2 separate regions of the Homo sapiens genome follow, and region 1 is linked to region 2. Evidence: read pairs that join two places in POLR2A ChIA-PET (ENCODE). Cell type or tissue: endothelial cell of umbilical vein. All regions are shown on one strand. Links, peaks and the distances in the headings refer to the core of each region. The heading gives the core; the rest is flanking DNA.

What was found. Peaks named below come from ENCODE experiments on the same cell type or tissue, not always from the same donor. Only the 100,000 strongest peaks of a DNase experiment are listed, where the experiment ranks them.
Region 1: POLR2A ChIA-PET joins it to region 2 with 7 read pairs; 3 of 35 experiments call an interaction of 5 or more read pairs at or near these places.

Annotation. Positions count from the first base shown.
Region 1 is chr3:172,511,410-172,516,409 of GRCh38, reverse strand. It overlaps TNFSF10 (TNF superfamily member 10), which reads left to right. Exons shown (of 5, transcript NM_003810.4): 2 at 1,412-1,549; 3 at 4,751-4,793. Among named protein-coding and RNA genes, the nearest start is that of TNFSF10, 9.5 kb to the left of the region's middle. In endothelial cell of umbilical vein, for the core only: no CTCF peak of the experiment used is centred there; DNase peaks (open chromatin) are centred at 1,069, 2,789 and 3,759; H3K27ac peaks cover 928 bases.
Region 2 is chr3:172,655,144-172,663,634 of GRCh38, reverse strand. The region is part of intron 1 of NCEH1 (neutral cholesterol ester hydrolase 1); the gene reads left to right. Among named protein-coding and RNA genes, the nearest start is that of NCEH1, 52 kb to the left of the region's middle. In endothelial cell of umbilical vein, for the core only: no CTCF peak of the experiment used is centred there; a DNase peak (open chromatin) is centred at 4,624; H3K27ac peaks cover 1,158 bases.

The sequences.
Region 1 (5,000 bases), core at 1-5,000, 150 kb after region 2:
TCTTTCTATAGGAAGGAGTGAATCATCGTTCAATTTGATCCTCCCTTCAACCTTTGCAGTACCTTAGTTCAAATAACAGATTAAAATTGTCATTTTCTCATTTATTTCCCTAGGTAGTCAATTCAGCAGATTTTTTTTTTTTTTTTGAGATGGAGTCTCGCTCTGTTGCCCAGGCTAGAGTGCAATGGCACGATCTCAGCTCACTGCAAGCTCCGCCTCCCGGGTTCACACCATTATCCTGCCTCAGCCTCCCAAATAGCTGGGACTACAGGCGCCCGCCACCACGCCCAGCTAATTTTTTGTATTTTTTTAGTAGAGATGGGGTTTCACTGGGTTAGCCAGGATGGTCTCGATCTCCTGACTTTGTGATTCACCCGCCTCGGCCTCCCAGAGTGCTGGGATTATAGGCATGAGCCACCGCGCCTGGCCAATTCAGCAGATTTTTTCAGGGAAATAACGTCTCTTCCATCCCACTTGTTAAAACAAAACAAAACGGAAGAGAAGAAATGAGCAAAGCAAACAAACAAACAAACAAAACCCTTCTGGCTTTGTTTGGACCTTCTGTTTCCTGTTTTTCTCAATTAAACAATTATCAGCCTAAAGAGTTCTGGGTGGTTTGGGATGGGGTGTGTGTGGGTGTGTGTGTGTGTTTATAACATCAAGCAAGGATTTGTTGATGAGGGTGAGGAGCTCGTTGATAATGATCTGACTATTGCCATTGTTTACTTTCAATCAGAACAGGGAGAAAACCTTCAAAGAGTGTTTAAGGTCTCTACCAATAAATCCCTAGTTAGTGTAAACATTTAATGAGACAGCATTCAGATTTCTAGTGGCAACATGGTCCAGATTTTGCCAGCCAGAGGAGTAGAAATCAGATCAGTAACTAGAATCTATTTAGCTAGCCACAGCTAGAAACAGAACATGACCCCCTCCCAAATGACTTGGCTGTTTTTTATTTAGGATCCTAAAATGTAAACTGACTCCACTACCGACCTTGTATCTAGGTAGGTTTCCAGCTTCAAAATGGGATACATACCATGGCAGAACTGGAAGAGACCTCAGAATCACCATAGTGAACCGGCTCAAAACTATAAACAGACACAGGAGAATGGAAGCAACTTGTCAAGAAAAGCACAGCTGTTTAGTAAGGGAGGCAGGGAAGGACACTGTGACTCCAGATGCCTGAAGCACACCTGCATCCTTTCCACCATATCCAGCTGCTTACTTTTATTCTTTTTTTTTTTTTTTAAGGACAAAGGAGAGCATGCTTACTTTTATTTCAAACAGGAACTTACTCAATATGCCAAAACTTCTTTAAGTCTGCTATCAGTTTCTGTTGTCTTAACTTCCAAATGAACAAAAATAAAAAGCACTTATGCAAAATATTGTGTTATATTCCATCTCAACCCAGATGCAGGACAAGTACTCCAAAAGTGGCATTGCTTGTTTCTTAAAAGAAGATGACAGTTATTGGGACCCCAATGACGAAGAGAGTATGAACAGCCCCTGCTGGCAAGTCAAGTGGCAACTCCGTCAGCTCGTTAGAAAGGTAGGTAACCTCACCAGGTGACCTCACCAGCAGGCGGAGAAGGCCAGAAGAATTCCTTAAAGCAAAGGAATCTTTAAGATAATCAAGTCTAGACTCTTCATTTTACAAATAAGAAAACTTAGGCCCAGAGTATTTAAGTAATTTTCCCCAAATTCATAGAACTAGGAAAATGGGGCATAGCAGCAAAGGGCAGGACCTGGCCGACTCCTGGTCTAGAGTTCATTCCTCTGCCCCGGACAGCCTCCACATCTAGTCTAACCTTTTGATCTCACATTATGGAAACTGAGGCACACACAGGGTAATGAAGAGAAGGTCACAAAGTCATAAAGAATGTGTGGCATTGTTTTTCATTCAAAAGATAAAGAAGATCAAATAATGATATTTTATATTCTTCCCACATTGCTGATGTCTGGAATTAAATATTTGTTTTTGTATGCATATAGAGATAAAGAAAGAGGAAAATAAGAGGAAAGAAAGAGGAAAGGAAGGGAAGGGAAGAAAGAGATACTTTGAGAAATTGAAGGTGGTTTTTTCTTAATTTACAGCCAATAAATAACAAATTACAAAAAGTATCTGTTTATGGAAGTTGCTTAAACAGGACCTCCAGCAGAGACATGTTAGTTAACAGTTTATTTTACTAAATGTGGCAGAGTGACAGATCTAATCAAGTTTCTTCTCTTAGGCTCTTCCTTCTTTATAAGATGGCATTAAATAATATTTGCAGCCGGGTGTAGTGGCTCACGCCTGTAATCCCAGCACTTTGGGAGGCTGAGGCAGGCGGATCACCTGAGGTCAGGAGTTGAAGACCAGCCTGGCCAACATGGTGAAACCCTGTGTCTACTAAAAATACAAAAATTAGCAAAGTGTGGTGGTGTGTGCCTGTACTCCCAGCTACTTGGGAGGCTGAGACAGGAGAACTGCTTGAACCTAAGAGGCAGAAGTTGCAGTGAGCTGAGATCATGCCACTGCACTCTAGCCTGGGCAACAGAGCAAGACTCTATCTCAAAAACCAAAAAAAAAAAAAAATTGCTTCTGCCTATGTGAAAATATCAGATGAGAACACAGCTATAAAAATACTCTGTAAACTATGAAGTACCACATACACCACCATTGTTTAAAGACGTTAACTGGGGGAATTCCCAGGGTAGGAGGAGAATGTGTTTTACACATGTTTATAAGTCCATTGTTTGGTGTTCTGCATCTGTTTCTCCATATAAATACTGTTATGTTGGTGGTTAGGGATCAAGCTGATAATCCTGAGCTGTTTTCACAGTAGAGCCCTGACACATGTGAGATGCTATTTCTATGGGAAATGAAACTAGACTTCCTTCTAGGAGTCCTAGAAACATACCTGTTCTGTGGCTGCCCTGGCGGCATTGCTCCAGACAGGGGGGCCCACTCCACACAAGCTGTACGGAAGCAGCTATGATTCCACCACTGCAAATGACAGCAAGTGTTCAGGGGGCAAGGACCAGGAGACTAGGAAAAGCCTGGGCTGGAGAAAGGTCCTGAGGAAGCTGAGAAATGAAACTCCCAAGTTCCCGGGATAGGGGCTTGGGGAGGGTGGAGGTGCGATTGTCCAGCAGGGCAGAGAGACTGAGAACTAGGGTGGAAATCTGGAGACTGAGGAGAGGGCTGGGTGCTGTGGACAGGGAGTGGGGAGATAAGAGAAATAGTGAGGACATTTCTCTTTCCTGCTATTCCTGCCATTCTCCCTCCCATTCTCACATCCTGCTACCAACTAGAATAGCGGGAAGCTGGGAGAGAACACAGAGGGAATAGGTGAGAATGTGGGAAAAATAATTCTCTTTTTCTTTTCAGGCACATTAGTTGAACAGATTTATTCCAGTAAATATCCTATGCCCATTTCATACATTATCTCATTTAATCCTCACGACAGCTCTGAATAATAAATCGTTATTATCCTCTTAAATATATTTTAAAAATAGATTAATAAATTGAAGTTTAGATCAGTTAAATAACTTGAACAGTCTCACAGAGCCAGTAACTGAAACATTTGAATGCAGGGCATCTGGCCATGCTTCTAGTCACTCTTTTTATTTTGCCTCCCACATTGTAGGAAAGACCCTTTTCTTTTTCCTGTTGCTTCCCCTTCTTTCCTTCCTTTCTGTTGCAGAATAAGAGAAAGAGAGTAAGAGTGGGAAAGAGAGACACACAGAGAGAAATGAGAGGCAGAGATAAGAGAGAATGCTGTGGTTTCCTCTCACTTCCCCTTCCCGTAAGTCAGTGCCCAGGGAACTGATTACAGTCAGTCCACCGCCACCACTCCCTGCCCCCATTATCCGGCATCAGGGCTTGCGGTGGAGGGAGAAGCAGAGAGCTTCTGCTTTGGGCTGGAAGTACAGAGAAGGCAAGTTTCTGACAGTTGCAACATTAACTACAGTGACTGAGAAAGAGGGCAGTGATGGGAGAAGGTGGCAGGAGGGACAGAGCTGAATTCAGAAGCCATGGATGAGCCAAGTCAGGGTCTTCCCATTTAATAGAGAGGTTTGGTTTTCACTCTTTCTTACTGGTTTTCCCCACTGGTTAGTACAAAGGCTGGGGGAGGTTACTAGATATTTAGCAAAGATATGGGAAGATGGTAAAATATCTTTATGTTGAGAATGGCTCAGCCACATTCTCAGAAGTGAAAGAATGACACGGTGTTGTCAGGTTATACCTCGATAGGCTATGTATGTCTGTGGGCATCCTGAGAGAGAGGAAGTGTGCCCTGCATCTTGAGGCTTGGGTCTGTCCAATAATTTTAAGCCCCTGGGCTCTGCTACCCAGTGCACTTATACACACACACACATGAATGTGCACATACATACACCCCACACACAGAAAGTGACATGACATGGCTGCCACACCCATCAGCCACATTTGGCTGACATCACATGGCGGATGGCTTCTTCCTCCTGCACTGCTCCAGGTGTGGCCTTTCCAAGACTTCATCCAGCAACAGAACTTCCCAGGCAGGGGACCATCCCTTGATTGCTGTGCTGGGACAGCTATCTCAATATTTATCCCAGCTCCCACCCCACCCCTTACAGACCCTATGCTTGACCAACTTAAAACTTCCCAGATTGATAATGCATGTAGAAATTTCCTGTTAGACATCAGCAAGATGAGCCATAGGCATTCTATAGTCAGTTTAAATTTTTAGGGAAATTAACAAGCTTTATTCAATAATATTTGCAGATGATTTTGAGAACCTCTGAGGAAACCATTTCTACAGTTCAAGGTAGTATCTTTTTTGTTGTTATTTTAATTTTTTACTGTCATCTTCATGACAGGTTGTGAATAGTTCTCCATTCTCCTTCTCTGTGTTCTCATCCACTCATCCATCCTCTGATCTGCTGCTCCGTATCTCAAGCCACTTGTTGATTCTACTTCCCTCTTTACATTGGCAGCTAGGAAGCTCAGAACCAAATCTGTGGCCCATCTATGG
Region 2 (8,491 bases), core at 1,619-6,618:
ATTCATAAAGCAAGTCCTTAGAGACCTATAAAGAGACTTAGACTCCCAAACAATAATATTGGGAGACTTTAACACCCTACTGTCAACATTAGACAGATCAACGAGGCAGAAAGTTAATAAAAATATCCAGGACTTGAACTCAGCTCTACACCAAGCAGACCTAATAGACATCTACAGAACTCTCCATCCCAAATCAACAGAATATACATTCTTCTCAGCACCACATTGCACTCATTCCAAAATTGACCACATGGTTGGAAGTAAAGCTCTCCTCAGCAAATGTAAAAGAACAGAAATTATAACAAACTGTCTCTCAGACCACAGTGCAATCAAATTAGAACTCAGGATTAAGAAACTCACTCAAAACTACTCAACTACATGGAAACTGAACAACCTGCTCCTGAATTACTACTGGGTAAATAAGGAAATGAAGGCAGAAATAAAGATGTTCTTTGAAACCAACGAGAACAAAGACATGACATACCAGAATCTCTGGGACACATTTAAAGCAGTGTGTAGAAGTAAATTTATGCACTAAATGCCCACAAGAGAAAGCAGGAAAGATCTAAAATTGACACCCTAACATCACAATTAAAAGAACTAGAGAAGCAAGAGCAAACACATTCAAAAGCTAGCAGAAGGCAATAAATAACTAAGATCATAGCAGAACTGAAGGAGATAGAGACACAAAAAACCCTTCAAGAAATCAAAGAATCCAGGAGCTGGTTTTTTGAAAGGATCAACAAAATTGATAGACCGCTAGCAAGACTAATAAGAAAAGAGAGAAGAATCAAATAGATGCAATAAAAAATGATAAAGGGTATATCACCACCGATCCCACAGAAATACAAACTACCATCAGAGAATATTATGAACACCTCTACGCAAATAAACTAGAAAATCTAGAAGAAATGGATAAATTCCTGGACACATACACTCTCCCAAGACTAAACCAGGAAGAAGTTGAATCCCTGAATAGACCAATAACAGGTTCTGAAATTGAGGCAATAATTAATAGCCTACCAACCAAAAAAATTCCAGGGCCAGACAGATTCACAGCCAAATTCTACCAGAGGTACAAAGAGGAGCTGGTACCATTCCTTCTGAAACTATTCCAATCATAGAAAAAGAGGGAATCCTCCCTAACTCATTTTATAAGGCCAGCATCATCCTGATACCTAAGTCTGGCAGACACAACAAAAAAAGAGAATTTTAGGCCAATGTCCCTGATGAACATCGATGCAAAAATCCTCAATAAAATACTGGCAAACCGAATCCAGCAGCACATCAAAAAGCTTATCCACCACGATCAAGTTGGCTTCATCCCTGGGGTGCAAGGTTGGTTCAACATATGAAAATCAATAAATGTAATCCATCTTATAAACAGAACCAAAGACAAAAACCACATGATTATCTCAATAGATGCAGAAAAAGCCTTTGACAAAATTCAACAGCCTTCATGCTAAAAACTCTCAATAAACTAGGTATTGGTGGGACATAACTCAAAATAATAAGAGCTATGTATGACAAACCCACAGCCAATACCATACTGAATAGGCAAAAACTGGAAGCTTTCCCTTTAAAAACTGGCACAAGAGGAGGGATGCCCTCTCTCACCACTCCTATTCAACATAGTGTTGGAAGTTCTGGCCAGGGCAATCAGGCATGAGAAAGAAATACAGGGTATTCAATTAGGAAAAGAGGAAGTCAAATTGTCCCTGTTTGCAGATGATTGTATATTTAGAAAACCCCATCATCTCAGCCCAAAATCTCCTTAAGCTGATAAGCAAATTCAGCAAAGTCTCAGGATACAAAATCAATGTGCAAAAATCACAAGCATTCCTATACACCAATAAGAGACAAACAGAGAGGCAAATCATGAGTGAACTCCCATTCACAGTTGCTTCAAAGAGAATAAAATACCTAGGAATCCAACTTACAAGGGATGTGAAGGACCTCTTCAAGGAGAACTACAAACCACTGCTCAATGAAATAAAAGAGGACACAAACAAATGGAAGAACATTCCATGCTCATGGATAGGAAGAATCAATATTGTGAAAATGGCCATACTGCCCAAGGAAATTTATAAATTCCATGCCATCCCCATCAAGCTACCAATGACTCTTCACAGAATTGGAAAAAAATACTTTAAAGTTCATATGGAGCCAAAAAAGAGCCTGCATTGCCAAGACAATCCTAAGCCAAAAGAACAAAGCTGGAGGCATCATGCTACCTGACTTCAAACTATACTATAAGGCTACAGTAACCAAAACAGCATGGTACTGGTACCAAAAGGGAGATATAGACCAATGGAACAGAACAGAGCCTTCAGAAATAATACCACACATCTACAACTATCTGATCTTTGACAAACCTGACAAAAACAAGAAATGGGGAAAGGATTCCCTATTTAATAAATGGTGCTGGGAAAACTGGCTAGCCATATGTAGAAAGCTGAAACTGGATCCCTTCCTTACATGTTATACAAAAATTAATTCAAGATGTATTAAAGACATAAATGTGAGACCTAAAACCATAAAAACCCTAGAAGAAAACCTAGGCAATACCATTCAGGGACATAGGCATGGGCAAGGGCTTCATGACTAAAACACCAAAAGCAATAGCAGCAAAAGCCAAAATAGACAAATGGGATCTAATTAAACTAAAGAGCTTCTGCACAGCAAAAGAAACTACCATCAAAGTGAACAGGCAGCCTACAGAATGGGAGAAAATTTTTACAATCTTCCCATCTGACAAAGGGCTAATATCCAGAATCTACAAAGAACTTAAACAAATTTACAAGAAAAAATCAATCCCATCAAAAAGTGGGTGAAGGATATCAACAGACACTTCTCACAGTAAGACATTTATGCAGCCAACAGACACAGGAAAAAATGCTCATCATCACTGGCCATCAGAGAAATGCAAATCAAAACCACAATGAGATACCATCTCACACCAGTTAGAATGGCAATCATCACAAAGTCAGGAAACAACAGGTGCTGGAGAGGATGTGGAGAAATAAGAATGCTTTTACACTGTGGGTGGAAGTGTAAACTAGTTCAACCATTGTGGAAGACAGTGTGGCAATTCCTCAAGGATCTAGAACTAGAAATACCATTTGACCCAGCAATCCCATTACTGCGTATATACCCAAAGGATTATAAATCATGCTACTATAAAGACACATGCACATGTATGTTTATTGTGGCACTATTCACAATAGCAAAGACTTGGAACCAACCCAAATGTCCATCAATGATAGACTGGATTAAGAAAATGTGGCGCATATACACCATGGAATACTATGCAGCCATAAAAAATGATGAGTTCATGTCCTTTGTAGGGACATGGATGAAGCTGGAAACCATCATTCTGAGCAAACTGTTGCAAGGACAGAAAACCAAACACTGCATGTTCTCACTCATAGATGGGAATTGAACAATGAGCACACTTGGACACAGGGTGGGGAGCATCACACACTGGGGCCTGTCGTGGGGAGGGGGGAGGGATAGCATTAGGAGAAACACCTAATGTAAATGTCGAGTTAATGGGTGCAGCACACCAACATGGCACATGTATACATATGTAACAAACTTGCACGTTGTGCACATGTACCCTAGAACTTAAAGTATAAAAAAAAAAAAAGAAATGCTTCAGGGGTTGCTTTTATTAAAAGAAAAAGCCTTACCAAGAACTCCTCTCTATCTGCCTAAAAATTATTTTTTAATAACTCCTGTATTATTACCAGGGAAGGCTCAAGAGAGTGATGTGCTGTTGAGGAAGAGCTGAAGGAAAGGGGAAAGATGGGGGTGGCTGTTTGATCCAGAGTGGTCAAGCATAGAGCTATGCTGCCATAGTCACTGAGCCCAGGAGAGTTACAAATCCTTTCTGGGCCTTAGTTTCCCTTTGGGTAAATATGTGAAGCTATATGTTAATTTAAGATGTAAAATCTTCTAGTTTTATGATGTAGGTTTGAGAATAAATGTACTTATGTGCCAGGTCTGGCCCACAGACCCTGGCTGAGCAACGGATGAAAAAATGTGTGCAGACACAGGTTTTTTGCCTGGCTGCACAGCTAGGGGACCGGGCCACTCACAGACACCAAGGAGGGTGCTATAAAGAGTCAGCAGCCACAGCCCTGACAAGCTGGTGCTACAGGCATTTATTTAGTACAGATTTAATGACTTTGAGTCAACACATCTTGTGAGTAATTAACATGGTTGTCCCCCTGGAGAGAGCAGTCCTGTGCACAGATGATTAAAGGCCAGGTTCTGAGGCCCAAGTAAACTAACTTAACCAGATCAATTCCTTTATACTTGCTTGTTAATCTGCCTTTTGCTCTCAGCCTCCCGATAAAAGAATTTGGCTGCCTTCAGCCAAATTATCTTTCAAAGCTTTTGCAAAACCTCCCAGCCTTCCAAGAAGGTTTTTGTCTTTCTCTATAACTTCTATAATTTTTCCCACCACCCTGACCAAACTCCTACACTCATGAATGGCAATAGAGGGTGATGGTTGAGGGTTTTGGAGCCAGAATGCTTGGGTTCAAATCCAGTTCACCATTTACTGCCTGAGTGACCTTGGGTGATTCACTGACCCCCCGTGGTCTGAGATTCCTTGACAATGAGAACAGTGACTAGCAGAGAGCAAACGTCAGCACACGTGAGCTACTGCCCTTGACATATCCTGTAGACTATAGGAGGATTTTGGAGCTAAGCCAGTATTTTGGCAATATGGAAACTACTTGTTTTCTGTGTTGATAGTAAAAAAAAAAAAAAAAAAAAAAAAAAAAAGTTTTGGAATTGGAAAGAGACAACCTTATCCTTTTTGCCCTTCCTGAGACTGAACTGCAGCCCTAGAGGTTTTCTGGGAGGAAAAAAACCAAATGTTTTAGGGTGACAGGGTTAGAGTGTTAAATCCGTCTGTGAGCTCTTTTATTTCTCTGAGCTAGATTTTGTTATGTAGTGGCAGTAAGGTTCTCCTTAGGTTTGCTTTGTAGCTTGTCATGAAATTCCTGGATATTTGAGGAAACAATTGGAAATTTTATAATTGTGCAATCTAATGAGAGAACCCTACTATTGCCTACTTATTTTGTGCTTTACAGGTTGGCTTAATAATTCCGTCCAATACTTTGCTATGTGTAGAGGGTGCCACTGTGCTCCACATAGAACCCTTTAGGTCCATGCATGCCCTCATGTGGGACAAAAGGTTTCCTCTACAAAAATAATTCTGAGTAAAAGAAATAAGGGAAGAAGGACAGGTACAGGAAAAATCCCTAGCCAGATGGCGATCCACCAAAGGTCTGGAACCTGAGCAGGTGCCCATTTTTATGGTTATTTCTTATGCGCTAAACAAGGGTAGATTATTCATGCCTCCCCTTTTAGATTATACAGGGTAACTTCCTGATGTTGCGGTGGCATTTGTAAACTGTCATGGTGCTGGTGGGAGTGTAGCAGTGAGGACCACCAGAGGTCACTCTCATTGCCATCTTGGTTTTGATGGGTTTTATCCGGCTACTTTACTGCAACCTGTTTTATCAGCAAGGTCTCTATGACCTGTGTTTTGTGCTGACCTCCTGTCTCATCCTGTGACTTAGAATGCCTTAACCATCTGAGAATGCAGCCCAGTAGGTCTCAGCCTCATTTTACCCAGCCCCTATTCAAGACAGAGATGCTCTGGGTCACATACCTCTGACAAACTGACTTGCAAAATTCCTGTAGATTTATCATTTGGTTTGTGAGACCCAGCAAGAGCTGGTTTCAGCATACCAGTGAAGGGCATTGCCAAAGAGAATGGCAGGTTAAAAAAATGAAAAATGTTAGGCAAGTTATGCTTGACTGCAAGGGGTAGGGTGGTGAGAAATGAGGTTCCAATGTAGAGTGGGACCAGACTGGAATGCCAACTTTAGATTTTTCTTTTTTTCCTGTAAGAAACAGGAAGTCAGCAGAAGTTTTTAAGCAGGCAGGTAATGTGATCAGCCTTTCAGGGTAGAAACTCTGACAGCAGTATGCAGCAAGTTATAGAGAAAGACTGTTATCTAGAATTCAAGTTAGCAGGCAAGTGCAGAAAATAATGAGCATCTTAGCCAAGGCAGCAACGAGAGCGGGGGTGGAGCTGGGGTAGAACTTGGTCAGAAAACGTTGGCAGGTGGAGTTAATAGGGTTTGATGAGGTGATTGGAAATCATGTGAGAGAAGAAGCTGAGGACAATAGTAAGGTTTCTAGCTTAGAAGTTAGACTTATGGTTAGATAATTGAGAATTTGTGTCGTTAATTGCTCTAGGGGTGGAGAAGGGAGAGTAGGCCATATTAATTTTGAGGAGCTTGTAGGCTAGATCCTGGAGATGTTTGGAAATATGTATGGAAGCTTGAGAAAGATAGATCAAGGACTAGAAATCAGTATATGAATACAGGTCATAGGCTTTGAATTTAGTAGGCTGCTGGTAAATACTTCCTATTTGCCATGATAGTACATTGGCTTGCTCAAGGAAAGAAGGAATTGTGAAGTCGAATGAAATAAAAAATGGAACTTTTGAGAACATCATCATTTAAAGGGCCAGTGGTCAGGAGTGTAAGAACCAATCAATAAAAGACAAAAAGAAAATAAAAATGGGGGGAGTGGGGGATGAACTGTTAGTGTGGCAAGAAAAACAAGAAACTGGAGAAGAGGGAAGAAAGTTTCAAGAAAGCACAAGTTGTCAAATGTCTGCAGTGAGGCCAAGTGGGTCATTGGCATCGGCATTGGCATTGGGGTCAGGGGTTCATTGGTGAGCCTAATGGATAGTTTCATCAGACATATGGGGCTGAAGCCAGATTGCAATGGGTTACCTTCAAAGAGGGCAGTCTTTGAAAAGTCACTGTCTTTTTTTTTGGCCGGAGTCTCACTCTGTTGCCAGGCTGGAGTGCAGTGGTGCAATATTGGCTCACTGCAAGTCTCTGCCTCCCGGTGTCAAGCAATTCTCCTGCGTCAGCCTCCCGAGTAGCTGGGATTACAGGCGCGCATCACCACGCCAGGCTAATTTTTGTATTTTTTAGTACAGACAGGGTTTCACCATGTTGGCCAGGATGATCTTGATCTCCTGACCTCATGATGCACCTGCCTCGGCCTCCCAAAGTGCTGGGATTACAGGCCTGAGCCACTGCGCCCAGCCAAAAAGTCACTATCTTCTTTAGGACAAAGACAGAACTGACATCCACAGAAATCAAATTCTATTTAGAGATATATCTTCTCACTTTGCCTCCTTGCCGTCTATAAATTACCTGTTATGAATTCTCCCTTCCATCTGCTTTCCAGATCCTATGTCCTCCTTCCTCTAGGATCTCAATTCACTCAATTCCTTTTACTTCTGTAACTTTGTCTCTCTCTTGACAAGCTCTTTCCCAAGAAGCACGTTCAAGTCTCTCCCAACTGTTCTAGTGCCTTCCTTATGTCTACAAACAGTGAACGTAATCTGCCTGCATTTACTCTCTCTCTTTCTTCAACTCCTGCTCACTTTGCAACCCATTACAATATGATTTTCAGCCCCATATCTTGGATGAAACTGTCCTTAATAGGTTCACCAGTGAACCCATAGCCAACACCAATGATCTACTTGGCCTCTCTGCAGACATTTGACAACCTGCCTTCTTGAAATCTCTTCCCCCTTAATATCTCCAGTTTCTTGTTTCTGTTGCCACACTAACGATTTGTCCCTTTTCTCTCTTTTTCTCACTCCCTCTCTTGTTCTTTTTTGTCTTTTATTGATTGGTTTTTCCTGTCCTGCTCACCAGCTCTTTAAGTGAGGGTGTTTCTGAAGCTTCCATTTTTTAATTTTATTCAACTTTACCTGAGCAAATTAACTTTCCCTCTCTGGTGGAATTTACCATGTGGCCTAAATCCTCCCAGAAATGGTGCTCAGCGCTGTGCTTTGATCAGAGTTGGGTTGGAGTAGAGATCCAGGCCTCAGCAAGTGAAGATATGTTTTTGACCTTGTATTCTAGTTGAGAATAGGAAAGCGGACTTTGATACCTTGTGGGTTCTCTTTCTGTTCTTACTAGGTCAGGGCGGTGGGCAGAGGACTAAAGCGTGAACACCGCCCTGTGACCAGAAACATCTGTTTGCCTTTCCCCAACTCTCTCTCCTTCTCCAGCCTTCTGATCATGTATCAAAGGGGAAGCAGGAGGCTAGGGAAGAACCAGTAGCATACTGATACTCCATACACATAAATAACTTAGCATCTGGTCAAGTTTCAACATGAACCAACTACCTGGGTACAGAGCCAGTGCGCCACCAGATTTTACTGTCCGGTTCCACTGAGGCGTAATGAGTACCCTTATTCCCCTTCCATCTCCTTAGGTGGAATTCTTCCCCTAGATCCTGGAATGGTTATGGAGGCAAGTTTTAAGACCTCTAGAACTGTTCTAGATTACTTCAGCTAGCCAAGACAGGGTAATTTGCAGCTCACAGGGCCCTTAACACAATTCTGTGTGTTCCTGGATTTCCCAGCTACTTC